Linked DNA regions of Mus musculus: region 1 is linked to region 2. The links are chromatin loops, found by intact Hi-C in ENCODE. Cell type or tissue: left cerebral cortex. All regions are shown on one strand. Each heading gives the region's core, and the rest is flanking DNA. Links, peaks and the distances in the headings are about the cores only.

The links. A loop is a pair of places that touch in the nucleus more often than their neighbours do. Peaks named below come from ENCODE experiments on the same cell type or tissue, not always from the same donor. Only the 100,000 strongest peaks of a DNase experiment are listed, where the experiment ranks them.
Region 1: a loop joins it to region 2, with 10 times the contacts of the local background. A loop is called at or near these places in 20 of 42 quality-filtered maps.

Annotation. Positions count from the first base shown.
Region 1 is chr9:121,597,811-121,613,630 of GRCm38, forward strand. It overlaps Lyzl4os (lysozyme-like 4, opposite strand), which reads left to right. Exons shown (of 4, transcript NR_040740.1): 2 at 1,124-1,243; 3 at 5,035-5,135. It also overlaps a transcript of Lyzl4 not described here. Among named protein-coding and RNA genes, the nearest start is that of Lyzl4os, 19 kb to the left of the region's middle. In left cerebral cortex, for the core only: a CTCF peak has its summit at 7,821 (motif pointing left); DNase peaks (open chromatin) are centred at 3,252, 3,836, 4,745, 7,815 and 1 more place; H3K27ac peaks cover 886 bases.
Region 2 is chr9:121,380,385-121,388,384 of GRCm38, forward strand. The region is part of intron 1 of Trak1 (trafficking protein, kinesin binding 1); the gene reads left to right. Among named protein-coding and RNA genes, the nearest start is that of Trak1, 17 kb to the left of the region's middle. In left cerebral cortex, for the core only: CTCF peaks have their summits at 4,911 (motif pointing right) and 5,115; DNase peaks (open chromatin) are centred at 1,668, 1,965, 2,328, 3,109 and 6 more places; H3K4me3 peaks cover 4,100 bases; H3K27ac peaks cover 6,621 bases.

The DNA of each region.
Region 1 (15,820 bases), core at 3,239-11,238, 220 kb after region 2:
GAACCAGACCAGAGAATAGCACTGTTGACTTTTATGGTCGTTCTTCCCACCTCATTTGACCAAATCAAGACCACCCCTCACAGGCAAGCCCAGAAGCTGGTCTCCTAGGTGATCTAGAGCCTGTCAGGTTGGCACTAGCCATTATGAAAACACTGTATTACATGTGAGGTCAGTCTTCACTGTCATGTAATCAGATTTAAAAGCACCCATAGTATTAGTGATGAACACCTTTAGGTGTCCAGAGAGAATTAACTGAGGTGGGGTGGGAGCACCCCAGGCCATGGGACAAGGCCCTGTCAAAGAAAGAGGGAGAAAGGAAGAAATTGAATTATTGAGTCCTGGCTCTCTGTCTCTCTGTCTCTCTGTCTCTCTTTCTCTCTCTGTCTCTCTCTCTGTGTCTGTCTGTCTCTCTCTCTCTGCTACTTTGTGTGAGGGTTTCACAATGGGAAAAGCCTCCTACACTTCAAGATGAATCAGGACTCAGAGGAAATGAGTAAGAACTCATGACCAGGGCCTGGGCTCAGTGATGTGGACGGAGTCCTCCACTTATTGCAGACACTAACTGCAGCCAACAGATTATTAGCAAAAAATGAAGGATCTCAAGTGCCAGGGTTATTTATAAAGAAACAGCTTCTGTGGCTTTGATAAATTTATCATGAAATGTCGTGCTGAAACCCAGTCCAGCCAGAGCTCAGTACAGCTGTGATCACAACTGGAGACATGCTGAAGGTTCTGGATGTAGGAACATCAAACACCTGAGTATGTGCATGTATGTATGAGTGCACATGTGAATGCATGCATGTTCTTACATGTGTTTGTATGTCTGTGTGTTCCAGCATATGTTTGTGTGCACATGTATGTGCATGTGTGTGCAAGCACATGTATTTATGTGTTTTGCAGGTGTGTTTGGGCACATGTGTGTGCAAGCACACATGTTTACATTTTGTGCAGGTGTATATGTGTGTGCATGCATGTATGTGTATGTGTGCATGGGCACATGCAGGGATAAAAGAATCATAAACTCTGCAGAGCAGAGGACGCTTTGGAAATAGCCCTTCCTAGGGACTGTGAGTTAATTAAACCTCCCCTTTAAAGCCTACTTACTTACTTTTCCTCCCTACAGGCCCTGAGCATATTAGACAAGCCCACAAGACCCATCTTTGTGGGTTTATGGGATACTAGCCAGGCTGCTGGACAGACCTGCCATCCCACACACCTGGCACAAGAGGACAGAGAGTCCAAGGTCAGTTTGGTCAATGTAGTGTGACTCTGTCTCAAAAATAAAGTAAAATAAAATAAAATAAAATAAAATAAAATATGACTGGGGCTATATACAGCTCAGTGATAGATCAGTAGCCCAGCATTTGCAAAGTCCTGGGTTCAATCCCCAGCACTGCTAAATACACACACATGTATACATAAATGGTATGGGAGTAAAGGGAGGGTGGGAGAGATAGGGAGGGAGTGGGGTAGGGCTTCTAGGCACCAGGTGTGGGTAACAGGAAAAACAGGGAAGAACTCTCAGTTCCAGCCAGAAACCTTGATCCCAAAGACAGCTCGACCCCATCTGCCAGCCTAGGGACTCTCCTTAAACACAGAAACTGTCGTTGATACTAAGTTAAAGGACTAGAAAGCCAGAAGTCAGTGAGGGAGGTCAAGATCTGAACAGCCTGTACCCCACTGTGCAGGGTTGTGGTGAAGTTACATGTCTGAGCCCATGTCAGGGACACGGGAAACCATCTCTTATAACAGTGTCAGACGCTGCTGTGGAGAGCTGACGATCACCCAGCTCCTGAAACTCTTCCGGCTCATAGTTTTAATGAACTGCCAAGTCCTCACCACCACCACCCACCCCTACCTCCTGGGGACTGCAGGCAGCCTGACTGCAGTCATGCAGCACAGGGTCAGGTGGTCAGTCACGTGGCATGGGTCAGGTGATCACTAAGCCTGCTTCTCTCCCTTATAGGACACCCACCTCCCTTGGCGATCTGTAAGAGTAGATTCCTAGAGGGTTAAGGAGGTGGATCAGTGAAAAATGGGGTTGTTCTGAAAGCATGAAGACCTGAATTCGGATTCCTAGAACCCACTAAAAGCCATACATGGTAACACACCCCTATAATCCCAGCATTTTTACAGCAAGACTGGAGGCAGAGACAGAAGAGCGCCCTGATAAACAGGTCCACGCCCTGAGGTGTGGGGTGTTCATAAAGCTCTTAGCTGAACAGTGAACCGGGACCTCCTCTCTCTGCTAGCTACTCCTCTCTCTCCCCAAACCTAAGAACAGTGAATGTCCGGTAATGAAGGTATGTCTTCCACAGCCTCAACCAGTACACAGCAGAGACCAGGTACCAGTCTGAGCATACTCAGCTTGGGGGAGAATAGTGAACACCAGCCAAGTCAGAGGAGAACTGCAGCCAAAGCAGACAAACATGGCAGGGCTCAGGCAGCCACTGGTTTCTGAGAAACAAGCAGCCGGCTTTCCTACGCTGCTCACTTGGCTTTTAAATAAGGTTTGCTTTGTGCTCACAGTCCTCAAGGCTCTCATACCATGTGTTAAAATCCACTCCAGACTGTGAGCTCCACGTCGAGATGGCTATGGCACCCAGAGTGTCACCTTCCTTCCCTGTCTGAATCATGTGACTTTAAACTTGTCCCCTTCCCCAGCTCTGTGAAAATGAGTCTTCCTTTGCCTCTGGTGAAAGCCGATCCTCCCAGGAAAATGTATGCGATCTAGTTGAGATTTATGCTAATGGCCCTCAAGTCTCTCTGATTCAGTTTAGATCTTTTAAAACGCCTTGATTAAATTTGGATTTTCCAAAAATGTCAGAGACTTTGAATCAGGAAGTGCAAATTCGTTGCAAGTTTGCCAAGTGTGGGACGCTTCTCTTCTTTCAGTCCTTCACATCCTTTCGTGACTGAGACCCGTGGTTTGCACAAACGGGTACATATTTAGCCTGATGGCTGAGGAGAAACACTTGCCAGAATTACACGCTATCTCCCTTGCTTCACAGGCTCCAGGCAGGATACCTCAGAGGTTAAGGCATACTTGGGTCTCTTCAGCCCCCTGACCTCATCTGCACATGTCAGGCTGTGACTTCCAAGTCAGTAGCTCCTCCCTTAGGAAGACAAGGGCACATTGCAGCGAAATCTCTCAGAAGTGAGATGGCTGAAGCAGGCAAGCGTCAGAGCCTTCCCCACATCTCAGGGCTGATCCACCAGCATTGGAAGACAGACTGGGATTCTCCAACACCCACACTTGGCATCAACAGGTGGAGCTGACACAATGACAGCCCCCCTCCGGGAAGCCAATTTTCTGGCAGAGGATGGGGGAGGAAGCTGTAAATGGCCCAGGTTCCCCTGTCCTTTGCAATCTGACAGCAGCGACAAGCAATGCCCAGTGGCCATGGAAACAAGCTGGAGCAGGAAGGACAAGTGTTGGAGATGTAACAGAACACCCCCACCCTCCCCCACCCCCCTTGGCAGCTGAGGAACATGCTGAGACCTGATGGGACGTTTCCTTCTGTGTCTGAGGACACAGCTCAGCTCCAACAGCTGAGAAACCCTGCAGGGAATCTGAACAGGACCAGGAGCCAAAGCTTGACCCGGCTTTTGAATTAACTTATTTTATGTTGCCAGTGTCTCAAGCCTAGGCTGGCCTCTAACTTGCCATGTAGCCAAGGATGGTTTTAATAGTTGATCCTCCTGAGTCTACCAACTGAGCACTGTTACAGGTCTGTGCCCTGACTAGTCTTATCCAATGCAGGGAATCAAACCCAGGTGTTCCATGCGTGCTAAGCAAGCACTGAGTTAGTACGAGGAATCCCTGGGCTGTACTTGCCAAGTATCTGTAGGTAATAGAAAATCCCAATTGGTGGCTGAGACACATAGATTTTGAATTTGTTGGCGAGCCGGCACAGCTGATGTGGCAGCTCGAGAGTCCATTGCAGAGTGCCTCAGCATTGCAGGAAGCTTCTCGTAGATTCCCTGCACCCCAGATCCTTTCACTGGGCTTGTCATGGGTAGAATCAGCAAAGAATCAGAATGGCTTCCCAAGGATTCCTCACAAAGCTGACATGAGGGACTGGGATGTGGCTACGTTGGTAGACTGCTTGCCTAGCATACACAGAACACCTGGGTTTGATCCCTTGCGTGGAGTAAAATCAGGTGTGATGACTCAAGTCTGTCAACCAGCATCTGAGCGAGGAGGTTGAGGGTTGGGGGAGGGGAGGCTCAAAGTCATCCTTAGCTAGGTAGAAAGTTTGGAGTCATGCTGGGCTACATGAGACCCTGTCTTTAAAAAGGAGGGAGGGAGGATCTTAAGTCTGAGGCCAGTCTGATTTACACAGTAAAATCCTCTCTCTCTCTCTCTCTCTCTCTCTCTCTCTCTCTCTCTCTCTCTCACACACACACACACACACACACACACACACATATACACACACACACAAAGTTGCAAGGTCTCTTCCCACCCCTCCCCCAACTCTGAAGCAACCTCCACATGACTTCTTTTTTTATCCTTAATGTTTTATTACATTTACTTACTGTGAGTAGGACCACGGGTAAACCAAGGCCCACACCTGGAGATCAGGGACAGCTTAAAAGAGCTGGTTCTCCCCCTCCACCATGTGTGTCTGGGGATTGAACCAGTGCTGTCAGGCCTGGTGGCCAGGCCTTTACCCAGTGGCCCCACTGTGTGGATTCTATCACAGAGGTTGGGCTTTCATGTTTTAGGACTTCAAAGAATTAGAAACAAAATGTCATCTCCCTTGGCATTCTGCCCCAGCACCCGCAGCCTGTTGCCTGTTGCTGCTAAACCACAGTTTGCAGATCCGTTCATATACTGAGAGGCATCTGCACCATCTCCAGGTTCAGGCTGCTCTTGTGTTCTGCTCATTGCTTTCCAACACTCTTGGTTGAACCCCAATTAGAACCTCAGGGCAGATAGACCTGAGTAGTGGGGCACAGAGACATTCAACTTCCTATGTAATTGCAGGATCATTTTGTAAAGTGTGGCTTTGCATTTCTCACTCCCAGAGGCAGTATGCAGATGTCCAGCTGCTTACATGAGGAGCTCTGGGAAGAGCTGAGAGTAGCCCAGGTCCACCTCTGGACCTGGAGGGCCCAGGCCTGGCCAGGTGAGTAAATGGAACTCCAGCCTGGATGTGAACCACACTGGGGGTTGGGGGAGTCTATGGGGTACCACCCAAGTTCTGGGTAGGAGTATAAGGGTGCCACAATTGCCTTTAGACACAACTTGACTTTTACAGTCAACTTGACACAAACGAGAGTCATCTGGGGAGAGGGAGCCTCAGTTAAAGAAACTGTTTCCACTAGATTGTCTGTGGGGCATCTTCTTGATTAATGACTGGTGTGGGAGGGTCCTGACCTTTGTGGGCAGTGCCATCCCTAGGCTATATAAGAAAGCTATCTGAGCAGGAGCCCAGGGGTAGGGGAATCCAGTAAGCATTCCTCTGTGGTTCCTGCTTCAAGCTCCTGCCTTGAGTGTCTACCTTGTTTTCACTCAGTGATGGACTGTAAACCTGTCCATCTTAGCTTAGTTATCCTACAAAAATAAACCCTCTCCTCCCCAAGTTGCTTTGGGTCATGGAGTTTATCACGGAAACAAAAAGCAAACTAGGATGCCCTCCCTGGACCTTGAATGCCAAGCCTTGGCAAGATCAGCAGGTAGAGCCTCAGAGCCCACAGAGCAGCAGAGCAGTGCAGAGCATGCTGGGAACATTCATCTCTGGAGAGGGCAGGCTCAGCGCTGGACTCTCTTGCAGCGCTGGACTCTCTTGCAGGCCTCCAGGCTCACTGAGTACCTGTGGCTCCTCAGCTCTTCTCACCATGTCCCAAACCTCTTTTCCTGCCCATGGGCTTTGCTTTCTCCAGCTTCTCATTTCTATATAACCCTACCACCTCAGACATACTTTCTCTTTTAGTTCTCTTGGCTTTGCTCTCATGGTCCTCTGTTCTTGGGCCCCTCTCTCTTCATCCACTTGCACCCCCTTGGTCCTCCACATTTACTCTCTGCCACCACCACCCCCATGGCCCAGTTCAGTCTACTGGTCATGCTAATCCACTACTCTCTCTCTCCCTGTTCTAGACTCTTCCCAGTGCCTCTGGCTGTGCTTTCCCTGACATCTACAATAAAACCTCCCCCTTAACCATACCTTGGAGAGTTATGTCCTCATTTCAGGCAACTATGCCCTTGTATCAAGTACTTTACCTACTAGGATGCCTTCCAAGTCCTTAGGATAAATCTAGACAGACTGGAGAGGTGCCTCAATTGGTTAACAATGTACACTGCCCTTGTGGAGGACCCAAGTTCAGTTCCCAGTATTCACATTGGGTGTCTTACAACCACCTGTAACCCCAGTTTTTTTTAAATTCAGGTACTGTATCCATATGCACAAACCCACACACATATATGCACTATTTTAGAAGCCTTTAGAATGTATCTAAACCATAACAAGCCCTCAATAAAGTATGAGCCTGAATATGTAATTTATACATGTATGTACATAAATAATATATACATATATCTGTGAATACAATAATATACGCATGTAAGTATAATATGATGTGAAATTGATACATGTACATACATAAACATAATATACACATATATCTATGAATAAAATATATGCATGTAAGTATATGGGCAATACTATGTGTACATTATCCCGTCCCGCGGGATTCAGTTATTCGTGGGTGCGAGGGGGACCGAGAACCTGGAAGGAAATGGGAATAAAAGAAAGAAAGTCGGAGGACCAAGTAGATATGTCAACCTATCAAGGTCTCGTTTATTAGGCTGAGGTGCCTTCTTTTTAAAGCATACATCGCGGGGAATATGGGAGGGGTCGAGGGAGAATTATACAAAGAACAAAGAAGTGGGCATCTGCTGACATGGGGGCCGAAATCAGGCGCCAGGCAGCGGGCACTCTGGATCTTATCTCTGGAACATAGATCCTCCTTGACAGCCTTGGGGGTCAGGCTGGGCTCAGGCGTAACTCGTGTCCTTGGATGGCATGGGAACTCAGGAAGAGATAGGGAAGAGGGGACTATAATTCAGCTTTACAGCCTCAGGTGCCAAGAAAGGAATAGGGAGGAAGGGGGGTGATAACCAGCTCTTAGTACAATGCCATTTGGCCTGTTAGGGAGATTGTGAAGGGCTCACTTTCTCACGGGATGGTCTCTGACAGTACATATATAAACAAATGTACATGTACAGCATAGCATGTAGAAAGGAGAAACAGGATGAACACTAGGAGATGAAGGGCTGACTGCAGCTAATGGATAATTGGGTCATGAAAGACAATAGTGAGCTAATGCTTTTCTAGTTTTAGCTCTGTAATGGAGTCTTTGTTTTCTGGTGGTGGATAAGTACATAAAAGTAGAATGGATACTAGACATATGGAATGTGGCATTCTATACCTCTAGCATGGCCACTCTAGTTTTAGAGAACGTCACTGAGATGTGGACCTGGCTAACCTTGCTGTGTGACGTCTTCTATTTATCATTTCTTAACAAATCTTAGCTTTAAAGAAATGCAAAGAAAAATACAATATGACCCCAAGAGTGCCAGACAGCTTGCCTGCTGTAGTGGTAACTCAACTGGTTTTGCATCTGGAGACCCACAGAGACACCACTACATTACACAAGAGGAAATCCACAATCCCAATGTCTTGCCCCAGGCCCAGAGCCACTAAGGGACAAAGCAGTGATTGACACTTCCTGGTGGTGGCTGCAGAGCCTGGCTTTTCTGTGTTCAGGCGAACTTGATGAGGGAATTATGAGCAAGATGACACTGCCATCTAGTGGGGACTCTGCCACACAGCCCAGGGCTTCCTCTGGGGTCAACCACACAATGATGTCCAGAGAACCCAGGACCACCATAGGACAGACACACTCATAGAATATTCCCTGGAAACCTGGTCCCAGAGAGCTCATGATTCTAAAGTGAGGGCGTCCTCTTCAAAGAGAAGAAACCTGAGGTCAGGGTTTGCAAAGAGTTGTACACGTCACTAGTACGTCTGCGTGTAGCTGTTCACCAGACCCATCAGCTCTGGTGCAGGACACGGAGATGAGGCACGGGATAGGCGCATGTTGAGGAGGATGGAATAGAGGAACTTGAAATATAGAGCCTGTACTAATTACTCTCCTCACCGCCGTGACAAACGCCTGGCAAAAGCTTACAAAGAGGGTGTGTTTGGGCTCATGGTTTGAGCTTAGTCTACCATGGAAGAGGGAGGCATGGAGGCGGGGCTGTGAGGTACAGAGTCAGACTGTTTCCATAGTCAGGAAGCAGAGAGATGGATGTTGGCATCCCACCAGCTCCTGCTTTTTATCCATGCCCTGGCCCATGGGAGGTGCCACCCACATACAGGGTGGATCTTCCTCAGCTAAGCAGCCTCATCAGGCATATCTCCTAGGTGATTCCAAACCTAGTCCATCAGATAATGAGGAGAAACTAGCTCAGGGCACTGAAGTGACTGACAGCCCCTCTCTTATGTTGTCACCTCTGGCTCTTCTACATCAACTCTCCAACTTGGGATAATATGGAAGAGAGACTCTAAGGAGGACCATGACCCTCTAGGTCCTGCCGATATGCTTAGACTCATATCTCCCCTGCCCGGCTCACACCTAGAACAGTGCCACATTAAGGGTATACACCTGCTTACCTCACACCCAGCCACACTGGGGGTTCACACCTGCCCAGCTCACACCTAGGACTGTGCCACACTGGGAGTTCACACCTGCCCACCTCACACCCAGCCAAACTGGGGGTACACACCTGCCCACTCACACCTAGGACTGTGCCACACTGGGAGTTCACATCTGTCCACCTCTCACCCAGCCAAACTGGGGGTACACACCTGCCCACTCACACCTAGGACTGTGCCACACTGGGGGTATGCACCTGCTCACCTCACACCCAGACACACTGGGTGTGCACACCTGCTCACCTCACACCCAGACACACTGGGGGTGCACACCTGCCTACCTCACACCTAGAACAGTGCCACACTCGGGGTTCACACCTGCTCACCTCATACCCAGCCACACTGGGGGTACATACCTGCACACCTCACACCTAACACAGTGCCACACTGGGTGTTCACACTTCCTCACCTCACACCTAGGACAGTGCCACACTGGGGGTTCACACCTGCTTACCTCACACCTAGGACTGTGTGCCACACTGGTGTTCACACCTGCTTACCTCACACCCAGCCACACTGTGGGTACACACCTGCCTACCTCACACCTAGGACAGTGCCACACTGGGGGTTCACACCTGCTTACCTCACACCTAGGACTGTGTGCCACACTGGTGTTCACACCTGCTCACCTCACACCCAGCCACACTGGGAGTGCACACCTGCCTACCTCATACCTAGGACAGTGTCTCACTGGGGGTTCACAGTCACTTGGTTTTCATCTCACAATACTTTACCCTCTACTTATCCCTGTGGTACACACTGCAAAGAAACCTTGCATTCAGCCCTCGTACAAACAGGGTCTCTGGGGCACAGCCTGCAGATTGCCACTTGGATAGTACCTCGTCGGGTTGTACAACTGAACAAATCATCTACTGCTTCATTCCATCCACGTGAATGCAGGTGGACCTGGCCTCCAGGACAAAGTTGGCAAGATGGTGCACTTTAAATTGCATACAACTAAGCGGTTTTCTACCTGCAAGAGATGAAGGTGATTTAAGCAATTCTAAGCCAGATGCGAAGTCTGCAGACACACAAAGTGTCAGATCAGGGTCAGATCTATGAGTATCCCAGCCTGATCCCCTTGTACAGTGGATGCATCTATCCCCTAGGCTCTATGCCACCATGGCCAGGCTGTCCCTTTACTGGAAAATATACAACACAGAATCTCTCCCAGGCACCCCAGCCTCAACAGTCACCAGGTGACCAAAAACCCATCATCAAGACAACTCAGCCATGATTCACACTCCACAACCTCTGACGAAGGGCTAATGACAGTTAACATTGGTTAGCAACTTGGCAACATCTAGAGTCACCCAGGAGACTGACTTCTGGGCTCCATATTGGATGATCTAGACTAGGTTAGCTTCTGTGCATGCCTGTGAGGGGTTGTCTTGACTAGACTTTTGAGGTAGGAGGAGTCACACTAATAGTGCATGTTAGCATTCCCTGGGCTGGGAATCTGGACTGCTCAAAAGACTTCTACCTGAACAGCAGTGTACAATGCTCTCTCCTCTCTGAATATGGGCACAGTGTGACTGACCTCAGAGCTCTGCCAACATGCCTTCCCCACCATACCAGGCTGTGCTCTTAAACTGTGTCATAATTAGTTTTGTTGCCTTGACACAAACCACGACATTCCTGGGAAGAGAGAATCTCAATTGTGAAGCTGCCTCCATCAGACGGGCCTCTGGGCATGTATATGGGTGTCTTCCTAATTGCTAATTGATAGAAGAGGGCCCAGCCTACTCTGTTCCCCAGGAAAAGTCACACAACAGCTATGTTGAAGTTGTCACAACAGGACAAAGGTAAAATTTGTAAAGCAAAACTCACTAGGATAATGTGGGTCTAGTGTTGGGTTTTCGTTTGGGGTAGGACGGACAACTTTCAGTTGAGCAATTTTCAATGCTCAAGGAAGCCATGTGTCTTTGTGAAACAGGCAGTCAATGAAGGCTGATGGGTTCCTTTGTGGGGTGTCTGAGAGGACCTGACACCTCCAGAGTGGTATCCATGATATATCTTCCTGTATCCCTTCGCTGTGAAGAACTGCAGCCATGAATATAACAGCTTTGGGGTCCTTCCATCAAATGATTGAACCAGGGAGTGATCACGCACTTGATCATATTCACCTAGAACTCCCACATTTACCCAAGGACCACCAGCATGCCCCTGTCCTACCTCCATGGGTCCACATGCTGCCTGCTGGAATGTTGTCTAGTCTGTTGCCGTGCTGGTAACCATAGCTGCTCCTGAGTTCATGAGAGCAGTAGCTATGTTAGGTCCAGAACACCGTATTCTACCGCCCTCCTCCCCATCCTCCAACTCTTACCCCCATGGTGTTTGCTGAGCCTTGGTGGTCGAGGCAGGGGCAGCTGCTATTCTCTCTGGCCAGTTCTGAGTCCCTGCAGGGAAAGCTTTTCTGACTGAGGTTGAGGATGCTATTTCATTTGAAAACAATTGTGCAGTTTTATAACTCCACTTGGATGGAGCCTACCAGTTCCCCCCCCAAGCCTTTTTTAAAACTTTTATTTATGTGCATGGGTGTTTTGACTGAATGTATGTTTATGTACCACATACACACCTGATACCTGCAGAAGCCAGAAGAAGGAATCAGATCCCCTGGAAATGGAGTTATAGACAACTATAAGCCATCATATGGATGTGAAGGTTAAACCCAGGTTCTCTGGAAAATCAGCCAGTGCTCTTAAATGCTGTACCATCTCTCCAACCCTCTAGTGTTCTCCTTGATGATAGAAAATGTGAACAAAAATGCAAGACTCAGAGGATTCTGAAAGGTGGACTTGAGGAACATACCCACAATGTGTCCTCTGCTTCCTATCTCTGCCTCTCGCCTCTCCTGGACTGGGTACTACACGCATTTCTAACCCAGAACTGTTAACAGGCACAGGCATACAATTCTAAGAAAAGCCTGATCTCGGTAGCCTGAGGACCAGGGCTAAAAGCGGCTTAACAATAGAAAACTTTAGCAATACTTCCTTACTCCAGCCAAACACAACTTGCCCTTGCCAGTGGGGGTGGGGGTGTTACACCCAGCTCTCCTTTCATGGAAGTCAGACACAATTGGGTCATCATGTTAGGTGACATTAGTAAGATTGAACAGGGAGCTAATGGTTCCCTCTCTGCCTGGCAGAAACAGGCAGCACTCCAACTTCCCTACAAGGTAGCATCCAGCAGGGAACTGAACCTCAGCTGCCATACAACAAACAGCAAGACTAAACGAGATACGGGTACAGAGTGAGACTTGACACCAGGAGGCTTCACTTCCTCTTCTGATGTCAGCCAGGTCCAGAGAGGCACTGAACCCAACTGGTTCAGTTCAACTCTTCTGATGTCAGCCCTCACTCAAGTCAGTGAAACCCATCAAGGCATCAAAAGATAGACATGGTCACCATTGAGCTTCCCTTCCCTTGCTGGAGTCAGTGAGACCTCACTTGAGAGTGGAATGTCCATGTGTGCCCAGTAGCAATAAGACTGAATGAGGCCGTGCGAAGGAGAGCAAGAAACAAGTTAGCACTGTGTGCCTCCTCAGAGTGAGCATCACCTGTTTCCTGCAGCCAGAAAATACCACCAGTGGGGCTAGGGTATAGTTTGATAGGATACCTATCTCACACGGGCAAGGTCTTTGGTTCAGTTCCTAGCATGGCAAGAGACAAGGGAGAGATAGGGGAAGAGGGAAAGGGAAAACTGGCTTGTTCTGATTCAGTGGGGAACTGAGTTCAAGCCCTCACTCAGGGCAAGGCAGCATGAGCTGGTACCTATAGCAATTACTTTCTATTCTGTGATCAACACGCTATGGCCGAGGCACCTTATAGAAGAAAGTGTTCATTTTGACTTACAAGGACTCACGATGATGAGATGTGGCAGCAAACAGCAGGCTTGGCAGCTGGGGCAGGATAATGAGAGCTCACACCTTTTACCAGAAGCATGAAGCAGAGAGAGAGCCACTGGAAATGGTGGGAATATTACAGCTCAGAATCCTTCTCCCAGGGACATACCTCCATACCTAAACATCCCCCAAACAACACTCACTGTCGCTGTTACTGTTCTAGTGTTGTGAGGAGACACCATGGCCAAGGCAACTCCTACAAAAGAAAGCATTTCACTGGGGGCTTGTCCACAGTTTCAGAGGACAAGTCCATGATCATTATGGTGACCATTAGGATGCTGCAGCAGTAGCTGAGAACTTTGCACCCTGATCCATAAGCATCAGGGAGGGAGAGGAAGGAGAAGGGGGAGAGAGGGAGAGGGGAAGAGGGGGAGAAAGGGAGAGAGGGGGGAGAGGGAGGAGAGAGGGGAGGGGGGAAGAGGAGGGAGAGAGGGGATGGGGGGAGAGGGGAAGAGGGAGAGGGAGAGAGAGAGAGAGAGAGAGAGAGAGAGAGAGAGAGAGAGAGAGGAGATATTGGGCCTAGCATAGGCTTTTGAAACCTCAAAGTCCAGTAACACACTTCCAACAAAGCCACACCCCCTCCAATGAGGCCACTCCTCCAATGAGGCCACACCTCCTAATCCTTCCTCAAAAGTTCCACTAACTGGAGACCAAGCATGCAATCATATGAGCCTATAGGAGCCATTCTCCTTCAAAACACCACAAGCACCAATAACTCAGGACCAAGTCTTTAAATACATAAATGTATGAAGAACACTCTCATTCAAACCACCACAGTAGCAAACTTTCCCTTGGCTAGCTGTCAGTGGGCTAAAGGTTACACCATCCATAGTTAGGGTCAGAATGTAGTCTGTATCAAAAGATTTGTGTGCTAGAAAGATGGTTCTCCATATATCAATACTGAGGGGTAGAGGGACTTTAAGAGGTAGGGCAGAGGGGGGAGAGACTGGGGCAGGCAAGCACCATCTCTAGGGATTGAGAAAGTACTCTCAGGCCTGGGTTAGTTCTCACAAGGAGGAGTTTATACAAAGTGAGACTACTCACAGGCATGGACCCTTCTGCACACTGCCATTCCATTATCACCTCTCCTATGTTACACCAATGCCAGTACCAATAGTTTTATGTGGTAGTCAGGTTTCCATTGTCTTTTCTGATGGGCTGTTGGCTTGCAAAGTTAAAAGTTGGATGCTGGAAGCAGCTGGTACTCCCAGCTGTAGACCACTGAGACCATACACTTCCTAGAGCCAAACAGAGCTCTAGACTGACTCCATCTGCTTTCTAAGCCATGCTGACACTTCTGATGACTTTGGGCTCTTTTTTATAACATTATATGAACACACACACATACTTGAACAGTGCAACTGTCCTGGCTGAAGCAAGGATAACCTAGCCTTTGGCTATCAGACTTTTGAAACATGGACCCAAGAAATTATTGTTACCCAAGAATCTCATGCTGGAGGCAGGGGGAGAAAAAGCCTGAGTGCCAGGTGCCAGCCAGAGGAGGAAGAGATCTCACATGGTCCTGCAGAGTAGAATGTGGACAAAGATGGGCTGGGGATGGCTGTGAATGCCCCTTGATGAGTGGTGTGAACACACCTCCATGGGTGTGAACACCTTGACCTGGTCTGTTGGGTTATGCATACCTCTGGCACTCTATTTAAACCTGAACCTCCTGTCAGGCTCCTGCAGATGGACTTGGGGGCAGGGGCATCCACTGGACTTCTATGAAGTAAAAACTTCTGGTTCTTTGTAACGTTAGTTATGACAAATGATGTTTTGCTAGGCACACAGGTGAAAGGATGTCTTGCTAAAGCAAACACATAAAAGACTGTTTTCCTGAAGCAGACATGGGTGAAAGGATGTTTTGATATAGCAAACATGTGAAAGGATGCTTGATAAAGGAGTATAAATCTGACCCCACAGACAGTGGGAGATGAGCACTGGGCCTTGGTTTGGTTTGCTCCTCCTCACTATTCTTCAATAAAGACACACATGTATTGGTTCGCCTTACATGGTGGTGTTGAGTTCAACTTGTGGTGATGTCGCCATTGAGAGAAGCTCGCCCAAGAACTGCTCCTGAGGTTCCTGCGACAGATTGCAGCTCCTGCGGCCTTGCCTTAGGATGATTGGTGATCCTGGTGGTTTCATCAGGATTGAACTACAGCTGCCTGGTATCTGCTTAGTGAAAGAACTATTCAGTAGCTGCCAGTGTGTGCCTGGTGCCTGCCTTCCTGGAGGACTGGTCTGCAGCTTCTGAATTGTATTTGGTATTTGCTATGGGACTAAACTGTCAAAGAAGATCGAGCTCATCCCGAAAGAACTATTGCTGAACAGCAATCTACTTCCCCCAGCTCCTGAATACTTTTCTCTTCCACTACCTCTGCTGGGTGGTGGGCAAGAGGAGAAGTTGAACCTTATTAGAAGTAGGTTGCAAAAAATTCATGCCTACACCTGTGTTCCCTTCTCAGTGTGGCCACAATTTTTCCCAGCATAATATATATTTGGTTTTTCAAGACAGGGTTTCTCTGTATAGCCCTGGCTGTCCTGGAACTCACTTTGTAGAGCAGGCTGGCCTTGAACTCAGAAATCCGCCTGCCTCTGCCTCCCGAGTGCTGGGATTAAACATGTGCGCCACTATGCCCGACCTCGTAATACTCTTATTACTTGGGGCTTCACATCATGCTCACACTCACTTCTCGATCCTCCCAGTTCTGCTCCTCGCCCCCACCCCTGTCTTACAAACTATCCCTACTGAAAAAGAAGAAAAAAGAAAAACCACAAGTCCAATTTGTGTTGCCCATATGCTCACTGGAGTATGGTCAGACAGACTCCCCGTAGCCAGCCCCTTAGGAGAGCTGAGTCCTTCCCCACCCGCAACCCTGTCAAAAGCCATCAGCTGTGGAGAGCCACACTTCAGCATTCCTATCACAGTTGTTTAAAGTGTTCTCTTTCGTGGTTTCCTGTCTAGACTGTTGCTTTGGGGAGGGGGGAGTGATAAGGGTGCTGTGTTTTATAAACGATAAGGAGAGAAGGAATGTGCCTGGTGGATGTGCAGTCAGGTGGGGGAGAAGGGGGTGCCTCTGTGGGCCCATGCTGAGGTGTCCCTTCCCCCTGAGGGACCAGCCGCAGGAAGGTATAGTATAGAATAGAGTTTATTCAGGGCATGGGAAGGGAAGCAGCGAAGGTAGCA
Region 2 (8,000 bases), core at 1-8,000:
GTGTGGGTTCAGGGGTTAAATTCAGGATACCAGGCTTGGCAGCAAGTGCCTTTACCTCACTTCTTGCCTGGCCTGTGACCAGATCTCCCTCCTGTACCTGTTGTTGCACAGTAGAGGACACATAACCTGTTTCATGAGGGATTCTGCCCCCCCCCCCCCCCCCAGAGCAAAGGTTGAGGAATCCTAGCAGACTGGCTCTGCCAGTCTCCACTGATCTCCAGACCCGTCCATGTTTCCACACGGCTGGCCACGCTTTTTTTTTTTTTTTTTTTTTTTGATGTTTTCTGCACTTCCTGAGGACATGGAGTTCAAGGAAGGTAACACCTCAGAGAAGGCGTGAGACCAGAACCAAGCTTGCCCTGTACGTAGCCTCAACCGTGTCTGTCGTAAGCGGAAGGGAGTTCCTGTGAATCCTGTGAGCCATTTAGGCAGATTAATTGAATCTACCGAGTGGACTGTGGGAACCTAGATGCATAGACCCTCGGTCAAAAGCACAGGTAGGATTCTGAGGCTTGCTGCTGAACTCAAGGGGTGCATTTTGGGGATCAAGCCTGTGTTGTGTGGGATCTGACACTGTCCCTAGGCAGTGGAGACTTGAACTAAATCCAGGGCCCCCAGTGATACTGGCTGAGGCTTGGGTTGTAGTGTGGGGAGAGACCCTGGGCCGGAAGGGGTTCCTGTGAGCCAGTGGGGGGGAGGGGTGTGCCAGAGAGTAGGTTTTTTTTCTGTATCAGCGGGATCACCTTTAGTTTTGATTTTAGATTGTCTCGTAATTGGACCGAGCTAGGGTCACTCGACAGAACCAGACCCAAACAGCCTGAGTTCATGTTTACCATGAGCCCACCTGTTCTGAATGTAGACGTCAGTGGAATAGACCTTTAGTGTATTACAGACTCGTGTGCTGTCAAAGCCTTTGTCATTTCCCACTTGTCTTGCCAGTGTATACTCTCAAATGCCTAACATTATCTTCCTCTTGTTGTGTGTATCTGTGTGCATGCGTATCTCTCTGTGTGTGGTGCATTGTGTATTTGTATTCATGTTGGCATGTATAGGCACACATGTGTGGGGGTGCACTTGCACACGTGTACACACTCACGTAGAAGCCCAAGGCTGATGTGGGGAATCATCCTCTATTGATCTTTCACCTTAATTATTGAGATAGGTCTCTGAATCAAACCAAGAGCTCACTGATGTGGCTAGTCTTACTAGTCAGCTTGCCTTGGGATCTCCTGTCTTCTTTTTGCCCCTGAGCCAGGGGCTTTCCCCATCCCTTGTTTGCCATTGGATTCTAGACATTGTATTTGTATACGTTTGTGGTTCATTATCGTCTTAAACAACAACACTTTTCACAAGTTGTGTTAAAATACACATAACAGTTGTCAAAGAACACATTTAAAGCACATCGTTCTGGACTGTTGAGCACCTGAGCACCGCTCCTTTACATGGGCAGTTCTGCGGTTTGAACTTAGCTTCATGCATGCTAGGCAAGCTCTCTACCAGTGAACTTTTGTACCGCTAGTGCATTTACATACTGCACACTCACCACTGCCTGGCTCTGGACATTTTCACCCAAAGGAAGCGATCTCTATTAATAGTCGATCTTCCTTAGCCCCTGGCAGTGCCCAGTCTTCCTTTCCGTGGTGGGTGGACAGTCTCTAGGCGCTTTGAAGGAAAAAAAAAAAAGCCATGCCGCTTGTGGTCTCTGTGGCTGGCTTCTTTCACATCCTCTGATTTCAGGGGACATTCACGTTGGAGTGCCTGTCAACACTGCATTCTGTCTTTATGGCTGACTACTGTTCCATTGTCCGGGTGTACTGTATTCATTTATCAGTTCTTAAGTCTGGCGACATCTGGGCTTTTTTGCCTTTTAGTCCTGTGAATAGCTCGCTGCGAGTATGTTCGTATGGTTCCCTCAGAACAACTTTTTTCAGCCTGGGAGCCAGCAGTAGAGATTGCTGTGGCATGTGGCAGCTCTCATTTACTGAGGAGCTATTGAACTGTTTCTCAGGGCCACACCTGTGCTAGGCAGAGGGCAGCATTAACGATGCCAGCGGAGCTTCAGGCTCTGGCTAACCTGAGGGGAGTGGCTTTCTTCCCAGCTGCCTTTTCTGGTGGTGGTCACTGTCTCACCCCTCTGAGTGTTCTTAACAACGTCTCCTCCACGTAGGTTTAACATTTTGGTTGTTGTAAAAGCCACACACCACCCATTACCTAGGGACAGGATTGCGTCCAGGGAGATATATCGATAGCCGATTGCATCGATGTGTGGGCATTCCTGGGCGTTTTTGCCCACAGTAAGGCAGCCACGACGTCACCAGCATGAGACCATCTGCTTTGCTATGGGCATTTTGGAGGCGTCTCGGCAGGTCCCTCCTCCTTCGCTTTGCCCCGCTTTTTGCTGCCCGCTCTGTTGCACAACAAGCCAGCATGCCCACTTGAACCACGCCACATTCAGTTGCTCAAGGTTGCCCTTTAGCCTCACACTGGAAACCCTGTTTCTGTAACCGAGTGGGTGGACTGGCTGCCTCAGCACAGCTGCTTGTCAGGGGTATGTATCTTAGGAGCCTGTGTGAGGGCTTGTATGTGTGTGTGCATGTGTGTGTCGGGGTGGTGGGCATATCCGTACCCCTGAACTGGTTGCTTTTTGGATACCGAGTTCTTCAGGTGCTTAAGGCTTCAACCATTCTAGAGAATCTCCAGCGTTGTTTGTTTCTCTGAAGCTTAGCTCTGTTGGCTTTTGCTCTCCAGTTTCCTACATGCTTGTCTGCCTGCCTTGTGCTCCCGGAGACCCTCTTTGGCTGCTGAGAGTATGGGGGACCTCAGACACAGAGCCCTACCTTCTGTCTTGTGCCTCCTCAGCCCAAAGTTCACCCAGTACCCTGAGGCCTTCCAGTCTATTGGCTTAGCCCATAACACGCCCTCCCAAGTCTTCCATCCTCTGGGTGGTGCTTAGAGCCAGTACAGTGTGTTCTGGCTGAGGCCAGCAGAGCCTTGCAGAGGATCTGCAAGGTCTTGGTTACCAGGGTCTAGAAGCTTTTCAGACAGCGTAGGAGCCATGCCCAACGCGCATGTGCCAGTTTCCGGCCGGCCATGCTCAATGCGCATGCTTGGCTCTGTGGCGCCACAGCCTCTCTGACCCTGCTTGCCTGCATCCACTGACGTGTTTGAAACAGCAGATGGTTCTGTGAGTCTCCTGTAATCTGTGGAGTTAAAGCATCTGTGCTAGAGAAGATTAAGTGCCAGTGGCTTCAGCCTGCAACACAGAGAACAGGAAGATGGTGTGCCCCAGCACTGTGCTCCGTAGTGCAAACCCTTCACAACAGGCAAAAATAAGTGATTGTGACAGCGTTCCCCAGAGAAGTTTAGGCTAGTTCCCAACCATCCTGGTCCCGAGGGAAGAGTGTTCTAAGTCGTCTGTCAGCTAGCTGTAGATGGCCAAGTGTCTCCTGTGCTGCATGGCATATGAGTGTCTTTGGGTCTGTACCCTTCAATCCTCATAATGTCCAGGAAGTTGTAATGGGGTCCAGGTCTCTACAGAGAAGGTGAGGAGCCCTGCGCAGCTTTGACACAGCGTGACCACTCACAGTTGCTGCCAAGGGTGACAGGACAGAGAGAGGATTGCTCCCTCCAATCAGCTCCTCTTGGGAGCCAGGATTAGACTGGGGCCAGGGTGGGGATACTTGGTGGCTGAGCAGTGGGTTGGAGAGGGACTAGGAGGAAAGGTGAAGATGGGGGGAGCTGGCAGTTTGGCCCTGTTTGATGAGTGGCTCTCGTATGGGCCCTTGCTTGTCTCTGTTAATGTAGCCACAATGTACTCCCAAGGCCTGCAGTGACAGGCAGGGTGGGAAATCCCAGCATACAGACTTGTTTCATGTGGCCTTTGTCTACTTAAAAACTTCTGAATTAGTCTAGCATGTAGAAATCAAGGGATTTGAGGGACTAGCAAGATGGCTCAGCGGGAAAAGGCACCTGCCACCAAGCAGGATGACATGCGTTTGGTCACCATGATCAATGTGGTGGGAGAGAACTGATTTCTACACAGGTGCACCGTGGCATCTAGGTCCCCAAATAAATAAATAAATAGATAGATAGATAAGTAAAGTTAGTAAATGTGATTTTAAACGTTAAAGAAATCAGGGGATTTTGTGTAACCATTCAGATCCTGAGTCTTAGCGAAGTCAGCATTGGAGGACAGAGAAGGTGGGTGCTGCCCCAGAAGAGGCTCCGCAAGCCTGTGGCCCTCCCTGTATCTTTTCAGAGAGCTTGCTGGTGGGCAGAGAGTGCCTTCCTCCTGCTACTGTCCCACACACAGAGGAACTGAGTCCAGAGAGATAACGATGAGGCTTGTGTGGGAGTTACAAGGCGCAGCGTGGGCAGGACGGGGCTGGGGCCCCTTTCTCCAGACTGTTTTGCCCACTTCTACAAAGTCACATGGGCCATTTTCACGCAGCCAAATAGTGCGCTTTGAGCATGCTCACTCTGTACTCCCCTCCCCTCCCTCTCTGAGCCCTCCTACCTCTTTCCACCAGCTTCGTTCCCCTACAGTCTAGGGCCTAGACAGTTTTCCCTTTCACATCACCCATGCCTCCCTGGTTTTATGTATCTACAAAATCTAGGAGCTACAAATGGAAGAGAACGCATGGCGTTTGCCTCTTTGAGACCACCTTCATTTGCTTAGTACAGTAGCCTCCAGATGCATCTGGTGACGTGACTTCCTCCGTAAGGCTGAAAGCGTTCCACTGTGTTTATATAGATCACGCTTTCCTTCTCCCTTGCTCTGAGGCCGGACACCCGGGCTGGTTCCATCTCTCAGGTGCAAAGATCTCAGGGATGCGCTGACTTGGGAGTCTTGGGAGAAGCTGGTCACATGGTTAGTTTGGTTTGGGTATTCTTGAAGCCTTGCTATGCACTGTCTGTCCAGAAGGTGGCAGTGTGGCGCCGGCTTCCTCTCCCTGGTTCTCCAAAGCCGCCTTCTGACTCCCTCTGTTCTTTCCTTTTGCCTTCTTGTTTCGCTCTCTTTTATCCTTTCCTTCCCTGATGGCTTCCCCGTGTCTCCAGATCTGCAGAGTGGTCAGGGGTGTTTGTGTCCTCTGTCCCCTGACAGTTGTGCAGTTAGTGCTCTGTTCTCTGGGACCAGAACCCTGGGCTTCTGCGTGGTCCTGAAGCAGCAGGCCCAGAATCCTGGGGGTGCATCCCTTCTCCATCTGGCGACAGCCACCTCAGAGCAGTTATGTACCCTGCGGAAGAGGAGACCTCCTCCCAGGGAGCCTGACTTCTGAGATTCCCTGAGTTTTAAATTTGAACACTAGAGTCATCGTCTCTGCTGTAAGGAAGAAAACCTGGTAGATTAAAATACAAATCAGCACAGAACAAATTCTCAGGTGGAGGGGCCTCCTCAAAGCATCCAGTCTGAGTCTGTGGGAATGGAGAGAGCCACCTCTATATTCCGAGATCCCTGGGGCTCCCTGTATTGTCCCCTCCCTCCCAGGCAGCTCCCGAGAGGTGCCTTCATCTTAGAAGGGGGTCATTCCAGACCTCAGGGCTTGGGCAGTTCCTAGGGGATCCTGGGAGTAGACTTCCATGGCAGGCGTTATATTGGCCTCTGCCTGGGATGTGGGGGGACTTCTGCTGTCCTGTGACACTTTTCTGTACTGCTAGACAGAGAGCTAGGGCCATGAAATGACCCCGTCATGGGATGGCGGCACCTCCTGCATGCTGAAGCTGGCGGCAGCTCTTCCTGGAGGATGAAGAGGTCTGCGGGCTGGGTTTGAGGCTGGGCTGGGACTCTTGAGCCCTTTCTCCTGAGTGGCTCTCGGTTAGTGGGGAGGAGATACGGAGAAAGCCTTGCCTGGCGCTGTTGTGTAATTGTGTATGTGCCGAGGCCTGTGAGAAGCCTGGGGGAATTGGTCAGGCAAGGTTCACAAACTCAAGCTGACATTTGAGTGACATTTTAGGGTGCAGCGGTATGGGTAGCGAATATTCTAGAGGTGTCTAAAATAGCTGATTAAAAAAAAAAAGATTTCTGTGTGTGTTGGGGGTGGGGAGCTGTGGAGAATGGCAGGAGGTTTGTGTGTCCTGATGTAAGGGAAGCGAGAGAAAACAGCAGGGGCCGGGCTGGGAAACGTGGTTCAGCTGTGGGCTTGGCTGCTTCATAAGAGGCAGGGCTGTTTGCGAATCATGGCTCCCATAAGGCAGGTGTTCATGTGTCTACATGGAAGGTGCCATGTGTGTTCTCTTTAGTCTACATGGAAGGCATCATGTGTGTGCTCTTTGGTCTACATGGAAGTCACCATGTGTGTGCTCTTTTTAGCTTGTCCAGGCACCCAGGGCTGATACAGCCCTTGGCATTGCCTGTGTGACTAAAGATGGCTAGCACCTGCAAGCTGGGCAGGTGACAAGGGTTAGGGTTAGGGTTAGAGCCTTGTTAAGAACAAACCTCCCTTCGCCCATATGTGGAGGCGTCCACCCGTCTCCTGGTGTGATGTCATGGGACACCCTAAGTTCCACACACAGGCTTCCAGAGATGGACAGTGGTAGCAGAGGGATGGCCAGTTAGTCACTGAGGGCTCCTCAGACTAAACCTGCACCTGCTTAGCTGCCTGGCCTTGACTAACAAGATCACCCATGCTCCTTCCTCACCTGTGAAGCTGAGCAAAGAAAACCTCGTCCTTCGTTTCCAGCTGGGACAGTCCGCAAGCACCTGTCTGTGGGTCTCCAGTGTTGGCAACATTTCTACAGGTTCTTTCAGTGTGTGAGCTCTCTCTTCATTCGTATATAGGTGCATGAGTGTATGAAAACGTGTACCGAGGATAGAGAACAACCCTGGATGTCGCTTACCTCGGACACTGTCCATTTTGTTCGTTGAGGCAGGGTCCCTAGCCTGGCAATTCCCAGGAGGACTATGCCAGCTGGCCATCGAGCCTCCGGGATCCACCTATCTCTGCCTCCCCAGGGCTGGGATTACAAGTGTGTATCACCACGTCCAGCCTTTTTATGTGTTTTCTGTTGATGGAACTCGGGTATCCTCATGCATGCCTGGCAAGCACTTTACTGACTGGGTTTCTCCCCAGCCTCAGTCCCACGAGTCGTCATAGTTCTTTTTTTGTTTTTTTTTTTTGTTTTGTTTTTTCAAGACAGTGTTTCTCTGTGTAGCCCTGGCTGTCCTGGAACTCACTCTGTAGACCAGGCTGGCCTCGAACTCAGAAATCTGCCAGCCTCTGCCTCCCAAGTGCTGGGATTAAAGGCGTGCGCTACCAGGCCCAGCCTCGTCATGGTTCTTTATGCCACTTTTACCCAGCCTCAGACTTCCATGTGTCTTCTCAGCCCAGCGTGCTCATGTTCATTCTTACAGGAGTTCCCAGAGCCTTTGTCCCTGAGGTCAAGGAACGAGCTCCTTGGCTGCCTGTCCTATGTCCTAACTTTCTGTGCTGTGAAAGCAACTGCAACATTGCTTATGTATAGATGGTTGGCCGCATTATGAAAAGTTCAAATACTCTGATGTTTGAGAATGCATTTTGGTCCAGTCTTGGAAGAACAGGTCGAGTCCCAGTGGCTGAGCAAGTGACAGTATGGTCACAAGTGACATGTTATTCTTAGAAGGGATTTCCACACTCCACCTACCCTGGGCTCTGTTCTCTTCCCTACTGTCAAACACCACAGAGACACCAGAGAATGGCAGCCTGTTGTGTGGGTGTTCCTGTGGGAATGTGTTGGTCCCCTGCCCACTCTCCTGCAGACAGGCTGCCGCTGCCTTTGGGGAGTGGGGGTGGGGCAGCTGTACAGAGCTGGTTTGGTCAGATCTCTATTTAGCCAAAAGATGCCACTGACTGGCAGCAGCTGTCTTGAGCCCCAGTCCTCTTCCTCAGGTTTCTCAGGTAGTGGCCATGCAGTAGCTGAGGGTTCTACAGAGGTGGGGACTGGCTGCTCACCTTGTAGTAGGCCTGCAGTGGAGGGTGTTTCCTTGGGGACTGAGTGGGAAGAGAAGGTCCTTGTCTTGGGGA